2 separate regions of the Mus musculus genome follow, and region 1 is linked to region 2. A link is a loop called in an ENCODE intact Hi-C map of the cell type or tissue named here. Cell type or tissue: heart. All regions are shown on one strand. Each heading gives the region's core, and the rest is flanking DNA. Links, peaks and the distances in the headings are about the cores only. Region 1 overlaps Hmcn1 (hemicentin 1). Region 2 overlaps Hmcn1 (hemicentin 1).

What was found. A loop is a pair of places that touch in the nucleus more often than their neighbours do. Peaks named below come from ENCODE experiments on the same cell type or tissue, not always from the same donor. Only the 100,000 strongest peaks of a DNase experiment are listed, where the experiment ranks them.
Region 1: a loop joins it to region 2, with 2.3 times the contacts of the local background. A loop is called at or near these places in 4 of 42 quality-filtered maps.

What each region holds. Positions count from the first base shown.
Region 1 is chr1:150,757,056-150,765,403 of GRCm38, forward strand. Hmcn1 (hemicentin 1) reads right to left here. Exons shown (of 107, transcript NM_001024720.3): 15 at 8,302-8,348; 16 at 1,213-1,407. Among named protein-coding and RNA genes, the nearest start is that of Hmcn1, 230 kb to the right of the region's middle. In heart, for the core only: no CTCF peak of the experiment used is centred there; DNase peaks (open chromatin) are centred at 2,676 and 3,946.
Region 2 is chr1:150,916,235-150,924,582 of GRCm38, forward strand. All of the region lies in intron 1 of Hmcn1 (hemicentin 1), which reads right to left. Among named protein-coding and RNA genes, the nearest start is that of Hmcn1, 73 kb to the right of the region's middle. In heart, for the core only: a CTCF peak has its summit at 4,251 (motif pointing left); no DNase peak of the experiment used is centred there.

The DNA of each region.
Region 1 (8,348 bases), core at 331-8,330, 160 kb before region 2:
GGGTCAGCCCTGAACACATAGATATGGCTAGCAATACACGACCTGAACAGGTTATATTTAGGAATATGTGTGTATACGTATATGTGCATGTAATAAGGATTCATTTTGTACAAGGTCATGAATTTGAATGAGAAACAGTAGGGGTTTGTGGGAGGGTTTGGACAGTTGGAAAGGGAAGGGAGAAATGTCATAATAAATTATATTCTCCAATATTGTCAAATAATATAAAGAGCAATTAGAAGCTAGGAAGAGCAGTCTACTCATCGTGAATTGTAAATCAGAAGCACAGCTTGAAGAAAATCAGGTTCTATTTAAAGGGTAAGGAGCTATGTCACCTCAGGTACACTTCTATTCTTTGTGCGGGGGACGGTTTAGTTGTCTAGTGACAGGAAGAATGTATTAGCATTTAAGGAACAAGAAACGAGAAAGAGATGGATGATTCGTGGAGAAGGTTTGTAGAGAAGTAAAGTCTGGCAAGGATTTCGAAGGCTCCACTAGACTTTGTAGATTTGACGTATATTTATAATCAGGAAGCCTAATTCTGCTTAAGGAGAAGACACACCTATTCATCCACTTAGAAAAGCTACTGGATGCCGTGTTCTACATGAGGATGTGGGGTTGGTGAAGCTGTATAAGCATGCACGCATGGTGCCAAGACAAAGCATATTCACACATAAAGCCACATTTTAATGCAAATTGCTTTTCTTGTTTTTCTCTTTACTGTGTGCTGGGTATTGATATAATTTTTATTATATAGGTAAAACAAATGCATGGAATTGGTTTCCAAGATTATGAAGAACATTATGGAAGGCATGAAGTTAACACAAGCATTGGGAATAGTTGGGGTAGGATGCTGAAGCCTAAAGCCTTTAAAGTGTCATTCGTAGCTGGTGAGCAGCAAGAAAACCAAGATAAGATTTTTTAAGTAAGGGAGTGATTTTAATTTTATAAGTATTGTAGCCAAGCATGTCCAATTAAATAGCAAAATATGAATATCCATATTTGTATATAATACAGCCTGGCATGGTGACCCTCAAGAGGCTGAGACAAGAAAATCAAGTGCCCAAAGCACTTCTGGGATATCATACTGAGTCTTTGTTTAAAAACAAGAAAAACAAAAAGCAAACTAAGTAATAAACAAAAAATACACATATTCAAATTTATACACATAAACACAAATACACACACACACACACACACACTTTAACTTACTTGAAATAAAGAGAGCTCCTGTTCTCAGCTGGCTGATGAAACTAACTGAAAAGGGTCTTGAGAAAACTGGCATGTTGTCCAGCCTACGCCATTTGATCTTTGGTTCTGGATAACCCTGAACATAACAAGGCAATGTCACATTGGAGCCAATTTCCACGGCCACATCAGAAGGTTCTTGTATGAAAACCGGAGGTGCTGGAAGGGACAAGAGAAAAACGTCACTGGCAGAAAATGTGGACATATTAAGAATAAACCTTATTAGGTCGTCAACAGGTTGAACAAATCATTATTCATAAAATATTGTAAATTTACCCTATAGCTACTCTCATATGACAGGCATGCATTTTTCATTATAAATTAACTCTTAAAATAAACACTCATCTTTGCCCTACAGATGTAGGTGATGTGACCATCTTAGAAAGAACTATTACAGAAATTTCTTTTCAGTATGAGTATATTTTATAGTGCTCAAACCTTAAACAATCCTGAGTTTATAATGAAATATAATATTTCTGTTATTCATAAAAAACTTGTTGGTTGGATTTCTAAATGAACTTAATTTGTACCAAAGTGTTTAATCACTAATCCCCATCAGACATAATAACAATATTTATTACTGAAGTGTAAGTATGTTTGGTATTGTATTCTTGCTCCTTATAGCTCAATTTTTAAGTCAGAGAAGTGTAAGTTTGAGAATCAATCATGTAAGTTATAATAGCAGAACGCATTTGGTAAAGAGAGAGTAGGAAGTGTTTAGCATCTTAAGGAGAACTGAGACATATGAAGAAATCTGGGGATTCACATCATTCCGGTAACTAGGAGGACTGAGACGAAGACCCTGAGGTCTATGATGAACACACTTCTCCAGTATAACACAGGTCTACAATATAAGGAGGATGCTGTTGGGAACCACCCAGGGCTGAGACTCTCAGAAGCTGATGAATAATAATATTTGAGACATCAGGTAAGAATAAACACATGGGATGCTATTGGAAGCAGTGTGAGGAACCTACTCATATAAAGTTCTAAGAGATGTTAAGCTGGAAGTCAAGCAAGGATCCAGGTAACCAAGGGCAACAGCTATCACTTTCAGAGCCAAGGCTTTTGTCAAATAATTTCAGTGGTTTCCAATCTACAACCCCACTCTGGTTTTATAGATGAGGAAACAGAAACGTAGTTGATTTGCTAAGTGTCAATGGAATCATATGAGGAAGAGAAGATTAGAAGCTAGTTTACACCTCAGAGTTGTCTCTACATGTTCTAATAGCTATGCCTCGGCATACTGGTTAGCAGTCTCATTTTTAAAGAATGATGTAGACATCACTTCCTTCCTTCTCAGCCACATCTGCAGATTGGATATACAGCTGTCCTCCACCAGTGCTGGGGTTCTGTTTTTAGCCTGGAATAGACTTCCTTTCACTCTGCAGCTTTGTGTGCATTGTTTCCTGTACTACACAGAGCCTGGCTTGTGGCCAGTCAGCAATCCTGGCTCTTCTCCACAGCAGAACCAACTTTTCTCGTTGTAGCTTGTGTTATCACCTCTCCTGCAAGTGTAATGTCTGTTGTTGAAATACTGACAACCCTTTAACCCAGTTTCCAAGGGACACCCCTCAATGACATCACCTCTTTATTGGCATGGTGACTTCCCTTTTTGATATATATAGACACACACACACACATCCTTTAACAGTAGCTAACATATACATGGTACATTGTATGTGGCTACTGGATACTAGTGAATGAATTATTGAGTTATCATGGAAAGCTATGGTAACAATTCAAATTTGTGTTTATGTATAAGAAAGTGGTAGAGACACCTCACCACATTACATTTGAACTTGCACTTTCGAAAGGAAAAAGACAATTTCAAAAGCCTTCTTACAAAATTTAAGATAAAAACAATTGAAAAAGATGTTTTTGAGAAGAGAATGTTTTACCTCTGTTTAGATAGTTTTTCTTAATTTGTATGTATACATATGAATTCAACCTATAAAAATGACCAGTAGATATTTTAAATATAGTTCACAATGTAACACATTTTTTGCTTATTTCATTTCTATAATTTAATTCTTTCTAGAGTGAACATAGTCAATTAATCTAAAACATGAAGCTTGATGTGGTATGTGATAACTCAAGAGGCAGAGAGATCTCTGTGATTTCAGATCAGCCTGTTCAAATAGTTTCAGGCAAGACAGAGCTACAGAGTGAGAACCTATCTTGATGATGATGATGAGGAGGAGGAGGAGGAGGAGGAAGAGGAGGAGGAGGATATTATAAAATGTAAATATTTTTATGAAAAGAGGGAAGCTAAGTCTAAAAGTCTCAAACTGTACAAGGCCCAGGTCTTAGGCAGAGGAATGTTGCAATGGACTAAATAATAAATTTAAAAACAGTAAAAGATTATAGAGAAGACTTGGTTATGGTGGTTATGAAATCCACCAACTCAGGGAAGAGAAACCTCCCTTTTATTAAAATGTTAAATTATAATTATCAATGAAAAGTGATACTCTAGCATGTTATGGAGAAAGTAATGGAGAAGGAAAATCTGGATTCATAGCAAAAGAGCAAACTCAAGTTACACCCACAAACCTAATCAAGATGGGAGAAATCATGCATTGCAAGTAGATTCTTGAACAGCATCAGGCACCAGACATCAGATTAGGGAACATCCACACTGGGTCTCAAAACAAGAAGCAAATGAGAACACCAGGCCTGCAAGAGCAGCCAAAACAACGTCCACCACAAACAAACTTCCAAAATGAAGCAGCTCCTAGCTGAGCCAAGAAGACTTAAGTACTTCCTCCTCCTGACTGTGGCCAACACAGCCTCCAAGTGAGGTTCTTTGTGTGTGTGTGTGTGGGGGGGGGGGGGGTGGAATGAGTCGTGACTAGATCACTGAAACAGGAGACCAGAAGAGCAGTGTTGAGTGGTTGTCAGTACATAGTGGTGGTGTTTGTTTTGTTTTGTTGTTTTGAAGAGAGTGTGTGTATGACTCAGAAGGGGTAATTCCCACAGAGTGATTTCAAAGGGCAGTCCCACTGTTATTGGTTTGTGATCTTGGGAAAGTCACTTCAGCCTTTTCCCAAGTTTAATTTCTCTGAACAAAAAGGAATAGTAGTATGTCATACGTTAAGTAATAGTAGTATGATCCATCTTTACTAATCATGGACCATAGAAAACTACCTAAAAACTAATTGTATTAAACGTGAAAATTATAGTTAATTTATTAGGTCTTAGTCCTCCTAAAGAATAACCTAAACTAATGATGTTTGCATTTAGTTTAACTTTTGATGCAGCAAGCAGCCTCCTAAGATAATGTGTGATTCCTGTTGATTTCCTAAGCATCTGTGTAGCACATTGAGATATGCATGGGCTAACACCATAGTGTATTCTACTGTCTTCAGAGATAACTATGACAACATAGACTCATATATATATGTCATAAACAAATTTGCCATCTTGCTCTAAACACTGTTCCGAATTATTTTCCTTGCCCCAACACGGTTAAATCTATATTCCTTCTGTGGCAACTCTTGCATTATGTTAGTTAGAGATTTTCTTTCCTTAAATGACTAGACACATTGCTTTGGTTCCATCAAATCACAAACCACAAAACCACAGTGTAAGACTCAAACCCTGTGTGGTGTGGAATGCTTAGAGAAAAAAAAAATCCTGCCAGACCAACTTTTTGTTTGATGTTTCCAATCCTCTCTTCTTCCAAATGACTTCACAATTCACGACCCCCTTTACAAGGGATGAGAAGCATTGGTAACTTTCCCTGGTGACCTGAAATGTCCATCACGTAAAGCCATGGTAATGAGAAACAGAAAAAACGATGCTTGCTACAATAAGTTAAAACTCAAGAAGGATATCAAACAGCCCTTTTGTTGATTTTTTTGTTGTTGTTCTAGTATTGCTGCTGTGAGGTAACTGCCCCACCCTAAACAATTCAAAAGCCCTAAGAGCCATATGACATGAATAAAAGCATGCTTTTGTTTTTAAGTCACGAGCAATTCAGAAATATGCCCAATCATTTTGGAACTCAAATGAATAATTTTATTCACTACTAAGCTTAGTACTTAACTTTTTTCAAGCCCTTTCTTAAAAAAAAAAGTCAAATTGAAATAATGAATTTCACATTAAAAGACCAAAATCTAATCTTGAATATTGTATCACTTAATGTATGCATTCCAATATGATGTTTGAGACTCAAAGAAAGAAAATAACCACTACACACATGAGGATAAGTTTTGCATTTACCAGCCCCATAGGTAATAGTTATCATGCTGGGTGTATGTAAGTGATAATAATCTCATTTCATCTTTTCAATTTACCTATAAAGTAGCCATTTATATCTATAAAGTAAAGAAAGTCAGGAAGGCAACCCATTTTCTCTCAAGTGCCTATATTCTTAACCATTATATTAATTCTGGAGAAAGTTTTGATCCATAATATGTTTTCTTTTAAACCTCATAATAAAAATCACAGTCATCCCTACAACCGTAGCTTGTTGTAGAGATGCCATCACGTGTAACCGTGGTCCCCCGTGGGCAGGTCAGTCTAATGAAACCTTATGTGCTGCCCCCAGAATGATATAATGAAGAATATGGATATGCTAAGGTATAACAAAAGTGCCAACTTCAATATTAAGTTATCTCCCAACTGTTAGCAATGGTCAAAGTCACAGAAAGTAGATGACTTGCTTTTGTTAATGGTTCATTCAGAGTAATTACCAGGATCAAAATGTAGAAGATGATTGCATTAGACGAGCCATGAAGAGTAAGGATCTTGAAGTCAAAGTTCAGCTCCAATTACAGAGTGAAGAATAGATAGAAATGTTAGTTGGAAAGTTTCCAAATCCAGCTATTCTGGCTCTCTGTCCACTTAAGTGCACTTTCAGTCACTTGGGTACGTCTTTGTGGATGATTCCAGGGAGACTTAATGGAAGGTATAAGACCTGTCCTGAATATATATGGCACTATGAACTGAGGTCTCAGTAATAAAGGACAAAGCAAGCTGGGTGCAAGTACTCCTCTGTCACAACTTCCTAGCCACAGACTCACTGAGGCCATCCTCCTCTTGCTCCTGCTGCTGTGTCTCTTCTGCCACCATAGACTATGTATGCTCACACTGGAAGCTAAGTGAACTCCTTCACCTTAAAATGGTTTTAGTCTAGTATTTTTGTCTTAGTAATGAGAAAAGTCACTCAGATATCACCATGGGACATCAAGAAGAGGTATCACTAGCCTTTATATGGTGCATGGCTGGACAGTAGAGAGAATCTAGAAAATGCAGAAATGAAAAGGAAAATAAATTAAGAAGGAAACAGTCGGTAAGAAAAGATGTATGCAATTCACAGACTTTCTAAGCCTCTAAGTGGGTCGTTGCCCAGGCCACTTCTCTGTCCCTGTAGAGCTGGAACAGGCAAAAGAATGTTGTGCAAACATAAAATATCTCTGTGGAAATCGGTGAGAGACAGAACGGAAGGTGCTAGGAATTGAAATTTTACCCTTATTGTGTTTCTTAAAATCAAGATTTCTGGATCTAATGGGCTTCCTCACTTGAAAGTCTTACATTTCCACAATCATCAGTGTATTTGAAAGTCATCCAGAAAAGTCAGAGACCCCAGCTCCATCCAACAGTCCCAAACCTATTTCCAAGGTATTTATCTGAAGAATGGCAGAGTTCATTAAAACATCAACCTCGACATCTTGCAGCACACTGTATAGTAATCTTTGTGCCACTTCCAACCTTCTATATTAAAATTGCAGCAGGAATGAATAGTGTTCAACAGATAGCCAAGGGCAAGGGACCAGGATCATAACAGGTCCCAGGGAGGGAAAAAATTTGTTCCCATGAAACAAAATATCAAGCACACGGGGCTGTAATTTTCACTTAAAGGCTTAAGATAATAGAATCGAAATGGTTTGTAAAAGATTAGCTTTCCTCGCTCTTGTTTAAAAAAGCAGCTTGAGCATGGCAAGAAAAAAAATGTACATAACATACAGAAAAGAAAACACAATTTAGTGACATTCCATACTTTACAAGTTTAAAGAAATGTAAATATTTAACTATCGGTTGAAATTAAGCTGCCACATTCTTTTCCATGAAAAACAAGCTCTGTTTTATTTCTGGTTTTACAATACTGTGTGGAGAATTTTTGTTTTGGTTTGCATTATTTTCTAAAGAGATGTGACGTAGAGGGTGAAGTGAGACCCAACTTTCCTGAGAACACAAATGCAGTTGTCAGTGACACACTTTACCTTCTCCTGGTGACTGGACTCATTTGTAGTGAGTGCTTTAGTTCATACACAGGGGAGTAACTTTTAGTGGATTTTTGAAACTAAACCAAAACACAATCTGATACCTTTTCTGCCACCAAAATCTCTGGATTATGGTTTAGGGCCAAACTCTACTTTTCTGACCTCCAGATGTTAATAATTGGGAATCTCATGGCCTAATAGATGGCCACTGACAAGAAAATGGCAGTAGATGACACATCGTTGATGCCTACAGTCTCTGAGGTCAGATGACTCGCAATCAAATACACAGGACCTGCCCCTCCCACACTCTGCAGCCCTCAAGAAATGGTTCATTTTTTGAGTTTAGTGTGCCTAAGTTTGTAGTGGACATAACCATAGCATCTCCTTTTGTGTGTGTACCAGAGGAGGGGGTGTTTGAGAATGTAATGCAACAGTTCTCAACCTGTGGGTCAGGACCATTGGAAAACACATATTTCTGAGACACCACTCAGTAGCAAAATTATAGTTATGAAGTAGCAACAAAAATAATTTCATGGTTGGGTGTCACCACAAATGAAGAACTGTATTAATACTTGAATAAGGGTCAAAGCCTTAGGAAGGTTGAGACCCACTGGCTTAATGGGGCAAAACCAGGCGACATTCTTGTCCCACTGGAAGCTCCTAGCAATTGTTCACCACATTTATGAAGTTGGTCACCTGAAATGCCCATGCTAGATTTTGCCATTCTGACAAACATTTCTGCCAAGTTGTTTCAGAGTTGATCAACATGTAAAAATAACAACTCAGTTTCAGGAAAAAAATGTGACCAGTGGCCATGAAAGCTTACAGCCTACATCCAGAGTTAGTCTGCCTGTTGCTCTTCCTGCTTCATTG
Region 2 (8,348 bases), core at 188-8,187:
ACAATCACACATTTTGAGAGAAGTGGCCAGTGGAAGAAGTTCATAGGCACACTCTTAGGTGTTGAAGTATCTTGATCTGCAAGCCAGTACTCATGTGGATAGTGCGAGTGAAATCACCATGTGCAAACAGCTATGTCATTCAGAAGGAAAAGAATAGAAGGCGCTAGAGAAAAGAAGCAAACAACTCCATTCAATACAACTGAAGCATGTTCTGGCATTTGAAAATCCTACGACAAGCCTGTCCTCTGGTGCTCCATACATGTAGGGGCCAGAAACCAGTGTCGTCACCAGGGCTGTAAAAGAACGTCCAGTAGCTGAAATGATTTATCAGTTCTTACAATTAAAGGTAACTGCCGTGCCCTGAAAGAATCGTGAGGAACCAGGTGTGGTTGGGATTGTGCCCTGCCTGTCAGACATGGGGAAGTTGAAGTGAGGTTTCTGGCAAAGTCCCAAGGAAAGAACATATGGTCTGAGTTTTGAAGAAAACACTGGACAGGAGGGGGACAGCTGATAAAGAAGGGACTGAGGAGAATAATAAGAAGGGTATAACACAAACATGAAAACAAAACACAAGAGATGAAATAAACAAACAAGAAAAAAAAAAACTACAAGGGACTGGCTAAATTTTTCTGCCAACTTCTGAGGGTCTATGGGCCAAAGCAGCTGCTGTGTTCGTGGCGTGGATTGGCCATATGTAGTCGTCTTCATCTCCCTTTCCATGTTACAAAAGCTAAAGGAAAAAAAACTGAATATTGGGAGACAAAGGCAAAAGACCCTTCCTAGGCCTTTTTGTAAACCATGTGTAGGAAGCATTACACATCCGCTTGTGAATTTGTGATCGAAATAATCAAATCAGCAATTTGTAAGTCATGTAACGGACCAAGAAGAGAAAATTGCCATCAGTGACCCTTAAGATTTTAGAATCGAACACTACTCATGAATGTACAAACCACTATTTCTCTATAAATTCACTGCTAGCTAAAATATAAGCTGCTTTACCCTGGCCTTGCCAGCTCTCTGTAGTGTAGTCCTGATTGCCCGTCAACCTTCCCTCCTGCCCTGTCTCCCTCACATACCTTACACCAAGCCTGATCTTTCCATTTGCTTTGTAGTTAAGTCCAGAAGATTCCACACCCACTTTTACTTGACTCCAGCTGTCACCTCAGCCTGGATTCACCTGAAACACACACACATACATACACATACACACACATGTATATACACATACACACATGCACAAACACATACATACACACGTGCAAACATGCACACACATACATATAAATGCATGCACACATACACACAAAATATTCATAAACATAATGCTGCCTATTATAGACTGTATTCCTTAAGAACAAGCTAGATTCTATTAGTTCTAGGGAGCACTATAAGTACTCCTGCCTCCCAGCTAGAAGGACTTTGGGTGCCATGCAAATCTATAACCCTTGGGAATATTCATATACATACATATATGTGTGTGTATATATAATATCATAATATAGTATAAATATATCATAAATACATATACTGTAATAATATTTATAGTATATACCCTGTTGAATCTGGGCTAAGTAGAGTTTTTTATTAACATTTTTCTCCCATCATGCTCAGTAAACACTTTGCACAAAACAGTCTTTTGGAAAAGTCATTACAATAATTTATTCACAAATCCACTGAGCTTCTATTATCAACTACAAATTTGATTCTATTACACACCAAGACATGAAAATACAAGCATGCCAAAAATATAAAATAAAATAAAATAAAATAAGAATGATAGCAGCAATCTCTCCCTCTGTGACTCTTCCCATGTGGAAGGGAAGGTTTCAGCAAGAGACCATTAAGACTGGGATTGTAGTATCAGTGCTCAGCCGCCCCCTCTTAAACATTACAGTGTCCATGCCGAAGCTCTCTCTGCTTTTCCCTTTCTGTCTCTTGGCCTTTCCCCAGATAGAACCAATTCCAGGTGCTTGCCCTAATGACGTTTTCAAAACTCCTAAGACAAAATGTACTTAAATGCCTCAACCCACACACCAGGGCAGTGGTACTGAGTCAGCCCTGCTAGGATGTTACCCAATGCTGACCACTGGTTTTTCCACCTCATGTTCCAAGCTGCCTTTATTGCTAATCAGATACAGATGGCACAAGCATCCTAGTCATACATCATTATCTAAAACTTATGCTCTGATGGACAAAGTGGAGATAAATAAACAGTTTTAATCTCTTAGCCTGGATCCAATAAACTGACCTATGTTGGAAGTTACTATGGGAATGAACTTGCTGTGAGAGTTGGAAGCTGGCATCCAGACATGGTAAGATGAAATTCTGGTTACCTTTTTTTAGTCAACTAAGATATTACAAGCATCCCTAGAGGTGTGGAAATAGTCAACTGAGTGCTTCAACATGCAATGACTGCTCTTCAAACGTTCAAGTAGCATCATTATCCATTCTACGAAGTCAGGTGAGCATGAGGGTCGAAAGATCTTTGTTAGTAGCTGCCTAAACTCTGCTCTTTCTGAGTCCTTTAACTTTCCTCTCTGACTAGTAACTCATCCCCTGAAAATGGGAAACAACTCATATTATTTTTCAGGATATGTCAAAAGAATGTCTTGCCCTCCTGATTCCAATTTTTGCCTCTGTAAAACTTAGTCCTTGAATTCTTGGCAGGATGGGAAAGACTAATAGCACTGCTGTTAGTTATACTTACTATATGAGGGGTTTTTTTTTTCTTTCACTGTAGCAAAAAACCTGACACAATTAAGTTATATTTAAAAAATAAATAAAAAGTTTGCTTAGGTTCTCAGTCTGAGAAGCCACAGTCTACAACTGATTAACTCTGTTGCTTGTTGGACCTGGGAGGAGGTAACCTACCACAGAAGGAGCACACAATAGTGTAATACACAAGTGCTCACTTCGTGGAAAGGAAGAAGAAAGAGGAGAAAGGAGAGACTGGATCCTCCAGTGACCTGGAGCCCTCCCATGAGGCTTTGCTTCTTAAAGGCTCCAACAACTTGGGATAGTGCTAGTCTGTGACTCAATCCCTAAACTTAAGAATTTTTAGGGTGCACTAAGATGCAAGCTGTAATATTGACCCCTGAACATTACTGTACACATAGTTTTAAAGTTAGGGGATGCTTAAATATTTGCCTAATGAACAATTAGGCTAGGTGGTCGGTTGGATGGTTGTTTGGGTTGGGTTGGGTTGGGTTGGGTTGGTTGGGTTGGTTGGGTTGGGTTGGGTTGGGTTGGGTTGGGTTGGTTGGGTTGGGTGGGTTGGGTTGGGTTGGGTGGGTTGGGTTGGGTTGGGTTGGGTTTGGTTATTCCTAGTCAAGCATGCTATTATGGACATTAGGAATGAGATCTCTTGAATTGATTTTTTAGCAAAACTGCTTCTTTAGTAAATATCTCATGGAACAGAGATTTTTTAAGGTTCTTGTAGGATCTAAATGCACGCTCTCATTTAACAAGTCTTCCTGGGATATTTTCTATCTAATCACATAGCTAAGCATCATGGGTAGTGAATATAGTGTGTACTCACAGAGCTGAGCAGCATGGGTAGTGAATATAGTATGTACTCACAGAGCCGAGCATCATGGGTAGTGAATATAGTATGTACTCACAGAGCTGAGCATTATGGATAGTGAATATAGTGTGTACTCAGAAGACTCCTACTTGATTGTGATTCTCACAAGCTCATTAATGAAGAAAATATAAAAATAAAAATTTGTAAATAATTTTTATGTCTTGGAATTACATTTATCACTCAGAGCAAAATATGCAATCCCTTTTAGAGTGAATTAAATATAATAAAAGTAGAAGTAACATGTTAAGCAAACACACATGAATTAACACCATCAAAATCCCTGTCAATCTATATGGAATACATCCACTCTGTGGTCACATTTTCTTGAAGCCAAGTCTAACCATTGCTTGCAGTAACATTTACTCCAGCTCCTGGTACATCTTATTAGTATACACTGAAAGAAAATAAAATAAAATCTGGTATAATTATACCTCTGTCTATGACAGCAGAGCTAAGTCTAGAAACAATAAAAGCAAAAGAGAAAAAGCGTTCCTTCCAAATTTCAAATAACTTTTATGTTCCATGTATAAATTAATATATGGGCTTCATAGAGTGCTGTATAAATTTTCTTGTAAAATTATTGATAGAATTTTTGGTTTTACCAAATGAGTCCACCCTCTGGAAGACTCCATTTCTTACTCTGTATTGGAATACAGCGCCACCTGCTGGTCCTTCTAGATCCATGCTAGAAACCTTCGGTCACATTAGTCTTACTAAACTTACGTTTATTCAAAAGCCACTTCGAAAGGTACACTTTCCAAAAGCAATTAAAATTTGATTCTTCTTTTAAAGAAAACATCTTAAGGTGAAATTATGTGAAAATCGCTCTGCTACTGAACTAAATTTCTCTTCAAAAAATTTCAATCACAAATTATTTGATTTTGCACTTACTAAGTAGAAAATTTTAAGGAATGTCAATATAAAGTATACATTTTAACTATACCATTAAATAAAACATTAGAAATTAATACCCATCCCTTAACATCTTTTAATTTTAACAAATAAATTAAAGTTACATAAATAAGAATGTAATTTTTTTATTGTTCCATACAAATATCAACTGATATTTCTGTTATGGGTCAAGTTCGATGTCGGGCTTTGGAAATCAGAACTAACAGGACTGATGTGGTGTTTATAGCGTAGTTATGGAGAAAAGTTGAACAAATGCCCACTCAGGTTGTTGCTATAAACTTCAATCAGATGCGGTGAGGAAGCCTTCAGGAAATGCTCTCATAAGAGAAGCATTTGGAAACTACACTCATGTACGCTTACAGAGAAAATGTGCAGCACTGAGAGCTACGAAACCGCACTGTTGTAAGCCTGGGCACGGACTGCTAGACACTCTCTTTCATTAAAAGGGAGGAGTCCCGACTTCACCTTATTGAGCATGATGCACACACTAATAAAGAGAGTATGTGCATGTGTGCTTGTACATCTGTGTGTTGAGAGTCCAAGAAAATGTCAAGGCGGAGATAGTTAAGAACCAAGCGGCAATTCCTTGGACAACTAAATTGCCAAAGTCATGTTCAATGCTTTCTCCCTCAACTATTTAGCAAGCTGTTTCATTATTCTTCTTTTATATAAAATAGCACTTTTTCTTCAAAAACCTAATATCTGCATTAAATATTTAACTTTAAAAGCTCCCAAAATGAAGGACCAGGGGCCATGGCTCAATGGTGATGCTCTTGAAAGCATGAAGCCCTGGATTCCAGCCCAGCACTCCAAACAAAAGCAGAGCTCCCAAGTGGCTTTCTTTATCCATGCAAAACACATCAAACAGTTTTTACTTCTAGGGTCTCAAATATTATGTGTTATATAATGAACAGATAACCAAAGTACATGACTACATAAAAGCTATTTCAAATAAGAAATCGTTTCCATTTCTCTTGGAGTTGCGTACAATGAGTCACTGTTGTTTGGGTAATGAGACAGTACCAGTGAGCTTGGATTATAGTTCTTTATTCCAAGTCAACCATTTTTCAAGATGATCCAATCTGTTTTAGATGTTCTCATTGATTTAAGCATGTGGGTGTACACTTGTATTAAGTTTTTCAAAACACACCAACTATAACACAAAAATTAATGTTGCAGTAACAAGATGTTTATTGAGAGCAAATTGGTCAAATACATTAGACAAAGTACAACAGGCTGTTTCAGTTTATTGTCGCAATTTCTGTCTAAAAAATAAGGCATTATTAAGTAGATGTGAATTTATTAGCATATTTTATATGTTGAGTTTCATAGATGGATACAAGGCATTCTGGGAATATCCACCCTCCCCAATGATGCTCCTGGACTCCTCTGAACACATCCTACGCCCAACTTCAACTCAGTCTGTTTTTTTTTGGTTTGGTTTGGTTTGGTTTGGTTTGGTTTGGTTTGGTTTGGTTTGGTTTGGTTTGGTTTTAACCCTGTGCATTCAATTAGTGTGCTTGCCTGCGGATCCAATGGTGTATAGAGTATGGCCATCCAATGGTTCATGGGCAAACTACCAGGGGCCACACCCTGAAGAAATATGACTCTCCCTTCCCTGTTAGACATCAACTGTGATTATGTACTAAGTTAGGAGTGAGGTCTCGAGTGTCCCTTTTCTTATCATAACATCAACCCACTTGATCTTGTGTAGGTAAACAGAACTATGAGTTTGTGAGCGCAATGGCTGTGTCACATCCAGAAGAAAGATTCACAGCAGTCATACATGACCTCTGACTGCCACTCTCTCTGTGGTCCCTAAGCCTTGGAGAGAGATGCGATAAAGATGTACTGGTTGTGGCTGAACAGTCTGTGGGCACTTATTATCTATTATTATCAGTGTATTGACCAGCTGTGAGTCTCAGCACTCCTTGCTTCTCACGCACTAAGAAACTGCTCTGATGAGGCCTGGAAATTGCATTAGATAGCAAACTCCTTCTGTAGCAACAGCATGTTACCTACAGACTGGCTAGGTTTCCAGTTGGCTGAGTACTCCGCAGTCCTCATCAGGATTCACCTTAAACAGAAGTGAAGCCTTTATGATCAGGACTGATACGTATACCAAGTCTTGTACTTCACAAATTTCAAGGAAATGCCCTGGTATGTAATCCCATTAACTAAGGCAGCCTCGAGCTATTTAATGAGTACTACAGGGGAAACTGCATAAGGAGTGCCAAGAAGGAAGATACCGTAGATTATTTCAGCATGGTCACCATTTTTCTTCAGAACAAAGTTAAAATAACTTAATAAAGACATATATGGATGCAGGTATACATTTCTGTGGAAAGGAAAAGAGAGTCTTTTCCTTCTTTCTAGTCAGTCTTCTAGTTTTAATGAGAACACCTGGATTTATAAGCCCACATTCACGTACTTCTACCAAAAGGACACTTCTCCATTTCAAGCAGATTGAGGTGTAGAGAACAGCATGCAAAATATATTGAGTTCAATTGACAAAGCACTTTCAAGAGGACAGGAGCGATGCCTCTTGGTATAGGCTGTAAAGCCAATCTCTAATAGCTCTTGGTTATCAGTTTCTCTAATAGCCATTCTTAGGGCTGAACCTCTAAAGTGCTTCTTTTTCCCTTAGATTGTGGGTTTTTTTTTTTAAATAATGCTTTAAGATCATTCCTATCTAAAGTCTTAGATGTCAGACATGTGGAAATGAAATAAACAAATAAACTAAGCTTGTACATATACAAAAATTTGAGATCAAATTTCACGAATTGAAAAACATTCCGTGACAAAACTTGTTTGAGAGATGGGGGTGTAGGGTGGATTTGTTTTTTAATAAACAAATGCAGATGTTGAGGGGGAAACGTTTAGATTTTTGACACTGCTCTTTGCTAACACAACTGCCAAATGTTTTCCATAAGCAAACAATGTTGAAACGTCTGAGTACTTTTTCATGGAACCACCACCCAGATGAACTCTGAAAAATGGAATTTACCAATTTACTGTTAATGAATTTATGTATGTGATATTTCTGATCAATATAACTGTTACATTTTTTTTACTTCTCTCTCATGTGTTCTTATTTAAACAGTTATGGGAAGAATTCAGGACTTATCCATGTTGTGTATATCTGAGATATACACGTACAGTTGGGATTTATTCAATTGTCATCAGACTTTAGGAGTATAAAGTTTCATGCAAACCAACTATGGATGCAATGCCCTATTTGCCGTATAAAACAGCCAGAATCCATCTTGATGTAATTAACAAAATGCAGAGTTGCTCCGCCATGTCTGATAGCCCGTATTTGTAACCCAGCACTTGACACACTGAGACAGGAAGATCACTGTGAATTCTAGAACATCCTGGAACTGTTCAGTTGTCAAGGGAAAATAATCTAAATTACACTTAACAAAATGACTCTTTCTAAATAGGAAGAGGTCAATGGTAATGAAAAAAGTCATAGCTAAACAAGCTTCAAGCGCATCAAGCCCTTTTTCTTGAATACAGCGCACAACCAAGGGTGGTAAAATACTTTGCCAACTGATCATCCCTGCAAACAGTGCCAACGAACTTTCACGGTCCACTTATTATTTCCTTGCCGCTCATGTTCTCACTAGTGAGGCCTAATCATAATTAGCTAAAGGAGTCCCAGAATACAGACTCAAAATTGATATCAGACAGGACATCTCTACAAAAATCATCTAAATTCTGCAACAAGAAATTTCAAGTTTCTGATAAACAGAAGTAGGAGCTAGAATTGATTGACCAAGCATCTTAACTTTTTCATGGGTGATCATTAGCAAGCTAATTCACAAGATCCTGTAAGTTCACTCAGTCT